Linked DNA regions of Mus musculus: region 1 is linked to region 2. A link is a loop called in an ENCODE intact Hi-C map of the cell type or tissue named here. Cell type or tissue: heart. All regions are shown on one strand. Links, peaks and the distances in the headings refer to the core of each region. The heading gives the core; the rest is flanking DNA.

Evidence for each region. A loop is a pair of places that touch in the nucleus more often than their neighbours do. Peaks named below come from ENCODE experiments on the same cell type or tissue, not always from the same donor. Only the 100,000 strongest peaks of a DNase experiment are listed, where the experiment ranks them.
Region 1: it touches region 2 in a loop (2.1-fold over the local background); 1 of 42 quality-filtered maps calls a loop at or near these places.

What each region holds. Positions count from the first base shown.
Region 1 is chr9:59,861,671-59,867,058 of GRCm38, reverse strand. It overlaps Myo9a (myosin IXa), which reads right to left. Exons shown (of 44, transcript NM_173018.2): 21 at 3,033-3,143; 22 at 1,370-1,492. The region is part of intron 2 of Gm20275 (predicted gene, 20275); the gene reads left to right. Among named protein-coding and RNA genes, the nearest start is that of Gm20275, 77 kb to the left of the region's middle. In heart, for the core only: no CTCF peak of the experiment used is centred there; no DNase peak of the experiment used is centred there.
Region 2 is chr9:59,721,040-59,726,427 of GRCm38, reverse strand. No RefSeq gene overlaps it. Among named protein-coding and RNA genes, the nearest start is that of Senp8, 27 kb to the left of the region's middle. In heart, for the core only: a CTCF peak has its summit at 3,151 (motif pointing left); a DNase peak (open chromatin) is centred at 2,977; H3K4me3 peaks cover 242 bases; H3K27ac peaks cover 808 bases.

The DNA.
Region 1 (5,388 bases), core at 179-5,178, 140 kb before region 2:
TTATAATTGAACATGAGGTCAATATAAAGAAAGCACCAGGGAGGGTATATGGGACTTTCGGGGTAGCATTTGAAATGTAAATGAAGAAAATATCTAATAAAAATTGTTTTAAAAAATTGGAAAACTCAAAAAAGCACCATATTTAAGTAATTTTAATAAATGGGTAGAATAAATTAAATAAAATGACTAAAATATAGCAAAAACAGCAGTTTAATATTGTCAAAGAAATACAGAGGAAAGGAGCTAAGGAGAAAAATAAAAGGGGGAATCAGAATAGAGAAACAGGCTGAAATATGAGATTCATTCCTAACCTGGGGGGGGGGGAATCAAAAAAGTTTTTACAAAAGGATTAAATCACAGGGTAAGCCCAAGATGATCATGGTTTTTCTCCTTGAAAATTGGAAGAGGAGAAGGAAGAGGAAGAAAAAATATAAATAAAAGGTAATAAATAGTTGAAAATGGCAGTTGGTCATTACTATATAATATCTTAGAAATAGTCTGAAATATAGATGAAGCTGTAGTCAGAACATTGGCCAGAAATTCTAATGATTAATACTAATTACATTTTATTTTAGGTTGTATGTAGGTCAGTTACCAACTATAGACGTCAGTTCTATTCTACCTATTATATGAGATCTGGGATAAACTCAGGTTATCAGGCTTGACAGCAAGCACTTTTATTGCTAAGTCATTAAAAGTAAAAAATAAATAAAAAAAAAATAAAGGTCCTGGGGTCAGTTATGAACCTAAAATAAAGGGAGAACCAACTCCTGAAAATTGTCTTCCATGGGTGTGCTAGCATTCACACATTATCCATATACAAATAGAACAACAACAACAACAAATCAAATTTATGGGCAACCAAGATAGCAGAGTGGGTAAAGGTACTTGCCACCAAGACCAAAAACTTGAGTCTCATCCCTAGGACTCACATGGTAAAGAGAACTGATCCACATGTTTTCCTCTGACTTACACACACACACACACACACACACACACACACACACACACACACACACACACACAGAGGGAGAGAGAGAAAGAGAGAGAGGAAGAGAGAGAGAAAGAGAGAGAGAGAGAGAGAGAGAGAGAGAGAGAGAGAGGCAGACAGATATAGAAAGGAAGGTATATAGGTAGGTAGATAGATAAACAGATAAAGAAAGGTAGGTAGATAGATTAGATAGATAGACAGATATAAAAAGGAAGATAGGTAGATAGAAAGATAGATATGTAAACAAAAAACCATCTAGCTTAATCAATTTCCTTGTAATAACCTGAAGCAAACTATCTTTTCATAAAAATCATAGACAAAGAAAGGTATTATTAAAATATAAAAAACTCAATTTTAACTAAGGCCATACACACTTACCATGGTTTTTCCAACTTGATAATTATCAGAATTAATATTTATTTTTCTGAAGAAATCTTGAATATTAAATTTAGATGGAATAATATGTTGAGGAAGAAGTACATGAAAGTGGCTAACAAAATCCTAAAAAAGTAAAACAAAAATGGTATCAGATTACAAAGTACTAGATGAGTAATATACCCTAAACAGACTATCCTCTTATTGATGGGTTTCTCAGCCTTTTAATAAAAATAAAACTTTATTTAAAGTGAGGCAATGCATTGAACTTGCAAACTTTATATGCCCCAGTACAGGGGAACGCCAGGGCCAAAAAGGGGGAGTGGGTGGGTAGGGGAGTGGGGGTGGGTGGGTATGGGGGACTTTTGGTATAGCATTGGAAATGTAAATGAGCTAAATACCTAATAAAAAATGGAAAAAAAAATAAAGTGAGGCAATGGGGGAAAATAGCAGAATACTCTGTAAGAGAGTAGTGAGCCACACAAGTGAAGGTATTCTAGGGCCTGTTTTCTCATTCTTTTAAAAGTAGAAGGTAAACTGGGAGGGGTAGAAAACTGATGAGAGAGAGTAGGTATGGGAATAACCAGAAATAATTATATATATCTGCATATATATATATGTGTGTGTGTGTGTGTATGTATGTATATATATGTGCATATATATGAAATTGTCAAAGAATAAAACATTAATAAAAAAGTAAGGTGAACAAGACAGAGTATTACTTTAAAATATTATAAATAGGAGGGGCAGGAAAGATGAATCAATGATTAAGGACACTGGACACTCTTCCAAGGTCTGGGTTATAGTCCAGGTATCTACACACCTGCTAACAACAATCTGTAACTTGTTGGGGAGAATGTGACACCTGCTTCTGCTCTTCAAAAGAATTATACTTACATGGTGCATGTGAGGCACCATGCAGGCAAAACACCCATAAACATAAAATAAAACTAAAAACACCTTTTAAAAACATAGTTTTAAAACCAACAAAAGGAAAGATACTGAGTTTGAAACATTATGCTACCAAATGGAAGTTGAATTTAAAAAGAAGGGCAGAAGTTTGTTATTCTTTTTGAGAAAGTCCAAAAAAAAAAAAAAGTTATTTAGCAAGAAACTGAAATCTTAGTAAAGGGGTAATAGGAAATACAGCAGCTATTGGAACATACAATTGAGAATCAAGTTTTCTCTTTCCACACAGCAAAAACTGCTCAGTTCCTGAAAGGTTCCAATATAATTTTTACACACAGAACAGATTGCTGAATAACATTCTATAGCTTCATAGATAAGACATCTGACTAAGAAAACTTCAGGGAAAACCAACTGAAACATTTTATTTGACTAGTTAATTCTCATTGAATTATTTCAATTATGGAAAAAAATCAGTGTGAAAACTGCTGAATTATGGTTAAACTAAACATTGGAAAACATTCAGAGCAAATGAGGATAGCCAAGTACTATATTCTATCATGACATATGTCCAACATACTGCTGGTAGTCTCTTAATGCTTTTACAACTTGTATAAAAATAGTAAAAGAGGCAAATGAGTCCCGAAGATATCTATATCTATAGATATATAAATCAAGATATGTAGAAACAATATGTGATGTGAATATATGTGTTTATATGTGTGTGTGTATATTTAAATATATGAAAGAAACATATAACCTGGAAAGAATATTTGGAGCTATATCCAGATTGGCGAATTCTAACTGTTTCCAGCATCCCAGTGTACCGAAGCTGTCTTAGTACCAAGGCATCACTGAATCTTAACGGCAGCTAAAACAAACAAAGAAAAATGTTAGTATTCTCCAAATTCAGATTTATCTTAAAAGTACAGCTGAACTTTAAGTATCCAGGGACTGACTAAGGGATTAAGATGCAGTTGAAGTGGTAACTTATGAGAAGATGACTGCTTGCCTTAGAGTAATGAAGGAGAAATCAACTTTCTAAGCTCCTCTAGTCATAAAGGCAAAGGACCAGCAATACTCAGTAGAAATGTAAGTGTCCAAAGCCCTCACACACAGCTCAGTCACTACAAACTAACGGCACTGATACATTTAAACTGATACATGTTTAGAATTTTGTGTCTCATCAAGATGTTTATCTAGTACTGTCACCAAGAAAATAACTTACCTACTTCATTTGTCATCTTGGCTTAGAACTGACAAAATTCTCCTACTAAAAGGCAAAAACTGTTTATTTCTATAATACTTTTGCTTACGACATAGGCATCAAACAGAAAAAGAGGGGAAAGAATCCTATAGTCCTGGGAATGTGAAACTCCTTTAATACACAGGCACTCACAGGAAAGAGGCCCACCACCCCTAGGTATCTCAGAAACTACTTTTCTAAGCATTCTAAAGAGATGTATTTGTAGCTTCTTATATTACTTCCAGGTCAGTCTCATAATCTTAGTTTTAATAATCTTCTAAGTCAATCCCAAATGGAACATACAATCTATCAAGGAAAAAAAAATCAAATGAATAATTTATGTTAAATAATAATGAAAGCTAACATATGCTGCAGGATATTTAATCACACTGTGAAACTCAAAATTGTATTTTTCTTTTTTACTGGAAAAAATCTGTTTCTAGTTGTTAGAAATTAATTAATCCAAGAGCTTTCTGTTTATTGTTATCAGGATTAAATAAAGTCAACCTTAGGACAAGAGGTGAAGCAAACAGGCAACTGACAGGAGTGAAAATAGAAAAAACATAGTGATTAAGAGGAAGTCAAGAGGATGGATAGAGAGATGCACAGGAAGTAGAAGGGAAGGACATTCAGTTTGTGGGGGTTCTGAGACATTGTGGAGAAGAACAACTTCCTTTTCCTTCTGGGATAGGGGCTGAAAAGGACACTCCCCCTTCTGGGCTGGGTGTTTTCTCTGCCTCTCTGAGCTAGCAGGCTTTCACCACAACATCTGCATTCTGAGTCTTCATTGGTAAAATTGAATGATTGAGATTTTGTTAAAAACAGCAAATATGTATGTGTTATATGTCTAAATATATGTCACATATATTCAGAACTTATCCTAAGACCTGATACATTTTATTAACTCAACTTTTGAACAGCGAGGTCTCAATAATTGAAACTTAAACTTCTATTCAATACAAGCAGGAAGTAAGCACTTCATAGCTGTAAGCTATTAATACTCAAGAAAGGACTATGAATTTAATATTATAATTACAGTAGATCATTACACAGATGAAATATGTAAGCCATGGAATAATGAAACAACTCAACTACAGTGTGTGCGTGTGTGTCTGTGAGTGTGTGTATGTGCGAGTATATGTATACCATAACACACATGGGGAAGTCAGAGGACAACTTATGAGAATCAGTCTCCTTCTCATGTGGGTTCTAAGAACACAAAGGTGATAAAGCTCGACTCAAGAGCCTTTACTCACTGGGCCATCTAACCAGCCCCAACACAAAGCTTTAAACAGCAGAAATGCAGACTGATTATTAAAATAAAGTAAAATATAGCTGATAATTCCTACAAGTTGTCCTCTGACCGCCACATGTGTACTGTGGCAATGTGTACATATGCATGCAAATAAATAATCAAGAAAGATGAACTTAATATCTACTGTATTTAAGCTTTTTAGATACAAGCTATTTTTCCTTTAATTGCTAATTAAAGGTACTGCAATAGAAAAGGTATAGGTAAAAATTTCTTTCTTTTTTTCTTTTTTTTTTTTTTTTCTCTTTTGAGACAGGGTTTTTCTGTATAGCCCTGGCTGTCCTGGAACTCACTCTGTAGACCAGGATGGCCTCGAACTCAGAAATACGCCTGCCTCTGCCTCCCGAGTGCTGGGATTAAAGGCATGTGCCACCACCGCCCAGCAGGTAAAATTTCTAAGCAAGAGACATAGACTATATACAACAGAGGAGGCTAATTAGTTTTTAAGAGCATATAAAATTTTCAGGAAATAAATTTTTTTTCTCATGGAATTTCAAGGGGTAGTAATACTTGCCTCTCAAATTCTAGTATATACTGAGTCAAATCCACAAATAACTT
Region 2 (5,388 bases), core at 115-5,114:
ATATTCCTATGGCTGGCCAGGGTATGGTGGCTCACAACAGTAATACCAGCACTTGGGAGGCTGAGGCAGAGGGATTGCCATGACTCAAAATAATCTAGGCAACTCAATAGTGAGTTTCAAGATAGCTGGTTACAGAGTGAAACCTTGTCTCAAAAACAAAAACAAAACAAAACAACAAAAACAAAATACTTGAGAGGCAGAAGAAGACAGACCTCTGTGAGTTCCAGGTCAGTCAGTGGTACATAGTGAGACTCTTGTCTCCTAAATAAAAATCCACAAAAGATAGCTCTAGGCTTCTCCCCTACACTCAGGCTTCCTAACCCATCACTCATTTAATATCCCCACTTGGCTAAAAAGTGTCTCGGATTTAGCATGTTCAATATTGTAACGTTTTCTAATACGTATGTATTTATTTAATCAGTAGGGGTGCAGTCAGATGTCAACTCAAGGCGTGGGTGCTCTCCTTCCACGCTTGGGTCCCTGTGGTTTAACTCAGGCTTGGCAATCTTTGCCCACTGAGCCATCTCACCTGCCTCAAACACTACATTTCCAATCTGTCTCTCTATTCTTTCGAGCCAGAGCCATAAATCTTGAAGTCATTAAGTTCTGCTCTGGTTTGACCAGCGCTCTTGCTTTCACATTCAGAACACATGCAAGATCGGCCTATTCTGCCTCTCTCCACTTTTAGTCAGATTGGCCATTCCTCAGTCAAAGTGGCCCTTGCGTAAGACGGCTTGCGGGTAGATCGGCTGGGAAGTGAATCCTGCTTTCAGCTACTCTCTTATCTCCGGGACAGTATCTATCACATCTGTCTGTTCGGAAATGTTCTGATGTTCAGAACAACCTACTTCTGAAACCTCTTAGGCCCGGAAATTCCTTAGCATCCACAGATTTCCTGTGGCAAAGAGATGATGTTGCTTATCAGCTATTCCAAAAGTCAATAGACTTGATCAGAGTGCTGAGAAAATACCTGCTGAGCTGGGTGTTGTAGCTCAGGGGCTGGGTGTATATTCAGCAGTATAGCACAAGACCCTGGGTTCACTCTCCAGCACCACACACACACACACACACACACACACACACACACACACCAGCAGCGGCAACAATAAATTTAAAAGCCTGACAATTTAATTCCCTCGCATCCAGATTAGTGATTTTTAGTTGGAGACAGTTTTGTCCTCTCTACAAGAGACACTTGGAAATGTTAGGGGGGTTTGGATTGTCACAATCAGGGATAAGAGGTACATCAGCATCAAGTGGGCAGAAGCCAGGGATATGTCTAAGCATCTTACCTAGGACAACCCCCATAATGAAGAATTATCCAACCCCAAACACAAGTGCTACTGACACTGGGGAACATGATCTAGACTCTCCACATGGTCATAGATAAAAGGCCAAGAAGCGATTGATCTAGACTATTCTGAGACTTGTAAAACCACCAGCTTATTCATCATTCCGAAACTGCAGTCATTCCCGTAGCTTGGAGAGACTGGAGGAAGTCTCGGTCTTCACTGCAGCATTGGATCCTCGGAGCTTTTGCGGGAGCCCTGCCTTCCTTCTCAACTCCATCCTTTTCTGCCCTTGCCCCACAAGCACATGACTCTCCTCTCATCCAAATCTCACTCAGGCTTTGAAGCCCACACATGCTGCACACTTATCCACTGACTCAGTCTTACCCATAAGCCCCAAAGTTAGCTGATGCCTCTGGCTTGCCCCTCACTAGACTCCCTGAAGGGGACCCATGTCATATCTCAGACTTAATCAGCCTTAGTACTGACAGTCAAGTGTGAAAGCTCTGTGGCTGTCTTAAGAGTCAAATGAGGTGCTGAGCATAAAAGCACATTGTATAGGCCTGCTGTTCAAAACATGATAGTCAGTACCCTAGTATCTATAGAAGCATACACTCAGGAGCTAAATAAACCGCTCACATGTAGTTAACGTGTTGGAGAGAGCAAGGCATTCCGATTAGTCTGCTATTGGAACTAGCAGGAAAGAAAAAGTTCCATCAGAAATCCTACACCAATTAATACGCCTTCACGCTCCACTGAATCCAGGAGCAGTGGGTGTCACATTTTCCCAAAGCGGTGCCCAAGCCAACCTTTCTGCTTTTAGCAAGTTAATGAACAGCTTGTGAGTAACTCTTGGCCCACTCCAGCCCAATTTAGAAGGCTGCCAAGGGGATAAGATATCAATATGACACAGCCTCTGCTCTGCTGGGGACCCAGCTCTGTAGTGTTCCCCTCTTCCCCCACCCAAGTGCTTCTGTGTTCAGTCACAGGAGAGTCTGAGGCCCTTACACCAGTGGGACGAGGCTTCACCCAGGCCTGGCCTTTCCCCCAGGCAGAAGAGAGAGCCTTGTCCGAGATCCTTCGAGAAAAGCAAGTGGGGGCATCACATTCCAAGCAGCTCCAGGTTTGGCTGGGAGCCAGGTGCTGAGAGCCAAACAAGAAGGAACACATTCCAGGGAGTCAGGGAGCCCTGCTCACATGAGGGGCCCAGTAAGCAGGGCCCCCGCTGGGCACCAGGTGCTGCTCATCTGGAGATCAGTCATGCAAGGGGAAGGACTCCAGTTTCTCTGGTTATGGATTCAGAGGCTTAAATGCCTCCCACTCTCACACACCGTTGGTGGACAAAGCATATGTAACAGTCACATGTCAAACCACCCTAAGTAAAGTAGAAGAAGGAGGGTGCTGTTGACATCTTGGTTCACACCCAACTGGAGCCAAATTTCTTTCATTCAGTACCCAAAGAGAGGATGCTATTAACAACAAGAGTGGATGGAAGCAGGGAGCCTGAGTTCTATGTCCTTAGGAACTCAGCTCCCCACCCTTGGAGCTCCACCCATGCTGTTCAGACAACACCTGCTCTTCACATCAACCAGCCAGCCTTCTTGGCAGCCAAACCTTTAGAAGATCTAGAGGACCCGTGGAAGTGCTTGCCGGCCTTTCTCCATGCCGGGAGCAGGCAGGCAGGAGGCGATGATCGGGCAGAGGGTTGAGCTATTTCTACTGGGGGAAGATGGCCCCATCGCCTGCCTGAAGAGTCTGTTCTTCCATTACAAACCAGAAGCCTGGGCCAGATTTCACCCAGCAAGGAGATAAACTGGGAGGGACTTTCAATGAGAATGACGTCCTCTTGCTGCACTTTGCTGCCACCTAGTGGGATATTAGTGTTCTCTCTCCCTCTTGCCGGAGCATTGAGGTGGTCTTCAGGCAAACGTCCTGGAAGTAATTTCTCTTAATCATATCTTACTTCTGTGGCAGAACAGCTGTGGGGAGCTCATCTACTTGGCCACGTGGCAAGTGTCCTAGAGACACAGACACAGTAATCATTTGCGAGGGTTGTACTGGCTGCGTGGGCACCTGAGGTGAGATTGATTCTATCTATCTATCTATCTATCTATCTATCTATCTATCTATCTATCTATCTATCTATCTATCTATCTAGATATCTATCTAGATATCTATCTAGATATCTATCTAGATATCTATCTAGATATCTATCTATCTAGATATTTATTTATTTTGTTTTTTCCAGACAGGATTTCTGTGTGTAGCCCTGGCTGTCCTGGAACTCATTTTGTAGACCAGCCTGACCTCAAACTCAGAAATCCACCTGCCTCTGCCTCCTAAGTGATGGGATTAAAGGCGAGTGCTACCACTGCTTGGCTGAGAGGTGAGATTCTTAGTCTCATGATATCTTGGCTAGGCTGAGATGCACCCCTCGCTCTTGAGACCTCTTTCCACTAGAGTCCCTCTCCCTCTGGGACCCACGTCCCCTCTACTCAAGCACTGCCACAGATCTTCATCTTGTGATTTGTGCCAGTAAGATTAGTTCACTTGACACAAACTGAGAAAGCTAGGATTGTGTGCCCTGTCTGTGATGCTGCTGTGTCCAGGGATGCGAGGTGGGAGTGTGGTCTGCAGAGGTTTCTTGGACTTTCCCTGGGTTCTTCAGAAGTCTGCAACTGATCAGCCATATTTTCCAGTTATAGCCAAATGTTTATTTCTTCTAGTCCCAGAAAGCGCTTGGCTTCAGCAACTACTGAACAACCTACATTCAACTCTTTTGTGGTGATTTGAGAAGGAATGGCCCCATAGATTCATGTGTTTGAATGCTTGACCATTGGCACTATTAGGGAGCGTGGCCTTACTGGAGGAAGTGTGTCACTATAGGGGGGACAGGCTTGGAGGTCTTAAATGCTCAAACCATGCCCGGTGTGGCACACAGTTCCCTTCTGCTGCCTGAGGATCAAGATGTAGCATGCTCAGCTCTCTAACAACATGTCTGCCTGCATGATTCCTACTGTGATGATAATGGACTACACTTCTGAAACTATAAGTTTTCCTTTATGAGGGTTGAGGTGGTGGTCATGGTGTTGCTTTGTAGCAATAAAACATACTAAGACAGTATCCCAAAATGAAATTACTCTGTTATCTATTTTTAATTTTTCAGTTTAGGTAAAAATCATTCATATTGTCACAGCCTTCCTTCCTTCCTCCCTCCCTCCCTCCTTCCCTCCCTCCCTTCCTTCCTTCCCTTGGTGCTGGGAAGGAGTGCAGGGCCTTGCAAGCCATGCCTGTGTTTTCCTCGCCTCAGCAACACCCATGATCTTCTGTTTGGCAGCACCTCCTAACCATCGTGACAGCCTCTCCATGGGGTTTAACAGGGGTAGAAATGCTGACCACTTTTTATTGGTTATTGACTATTTTCTAAAAATCCTTTGCTTATTTTACCATTGGGTTATCTGTTGTTTGTTTGGTGGTGGTGGTGGTTTTATTGTTGTTTTTGTTGTGATGATGGTGTGAAGTGGAAATTTTTGGTTTCTTTACAGACTCAGTTGTGTTTTGTGATTTTTTTCTGGAAACTGTTGTATGAGAGGATGTTTTGCTGAGGCAGACACATGAGAGGACATGTGATGTTTGGAAGGAGTATAAGTAGAACCCGACAGTGGAGGATGCCTGTTGATTCACCTCGCAACACTTTGCTGGTCTTTGCTGATCGTCACTTGCCATGACTTTGTAGAGAGAAAAGTGCCAAGGAACTTCTTGTGTCATTCCAGCTGCTTCTTGTGGCTTCCACAGATTCTGCCGATTCAGCAGAACCTCCAATTTTTTCTGGATCAAGCCATGGCTATTGATTTGTGTTTGGTGTTTGCCGATAAGACTGGATTGCCACTACTGATTTGTGTTTGGAATCACCCCAAAGAACTGCTTCTAAACAGGTCCACATCCCCTGTTTTCATATTAATCTTTCTTCTCCCCTACTTTTGGTCAGTGGGCTGGAAGGGAGGTTGAAGCATTTAAGAACCCTTATTAAATAGGTTTTGATAAACCTAAGCCTACAGTGAAGGGTTTTTTGGGAGGCGGGGGGTTGGTTTGTTATTGA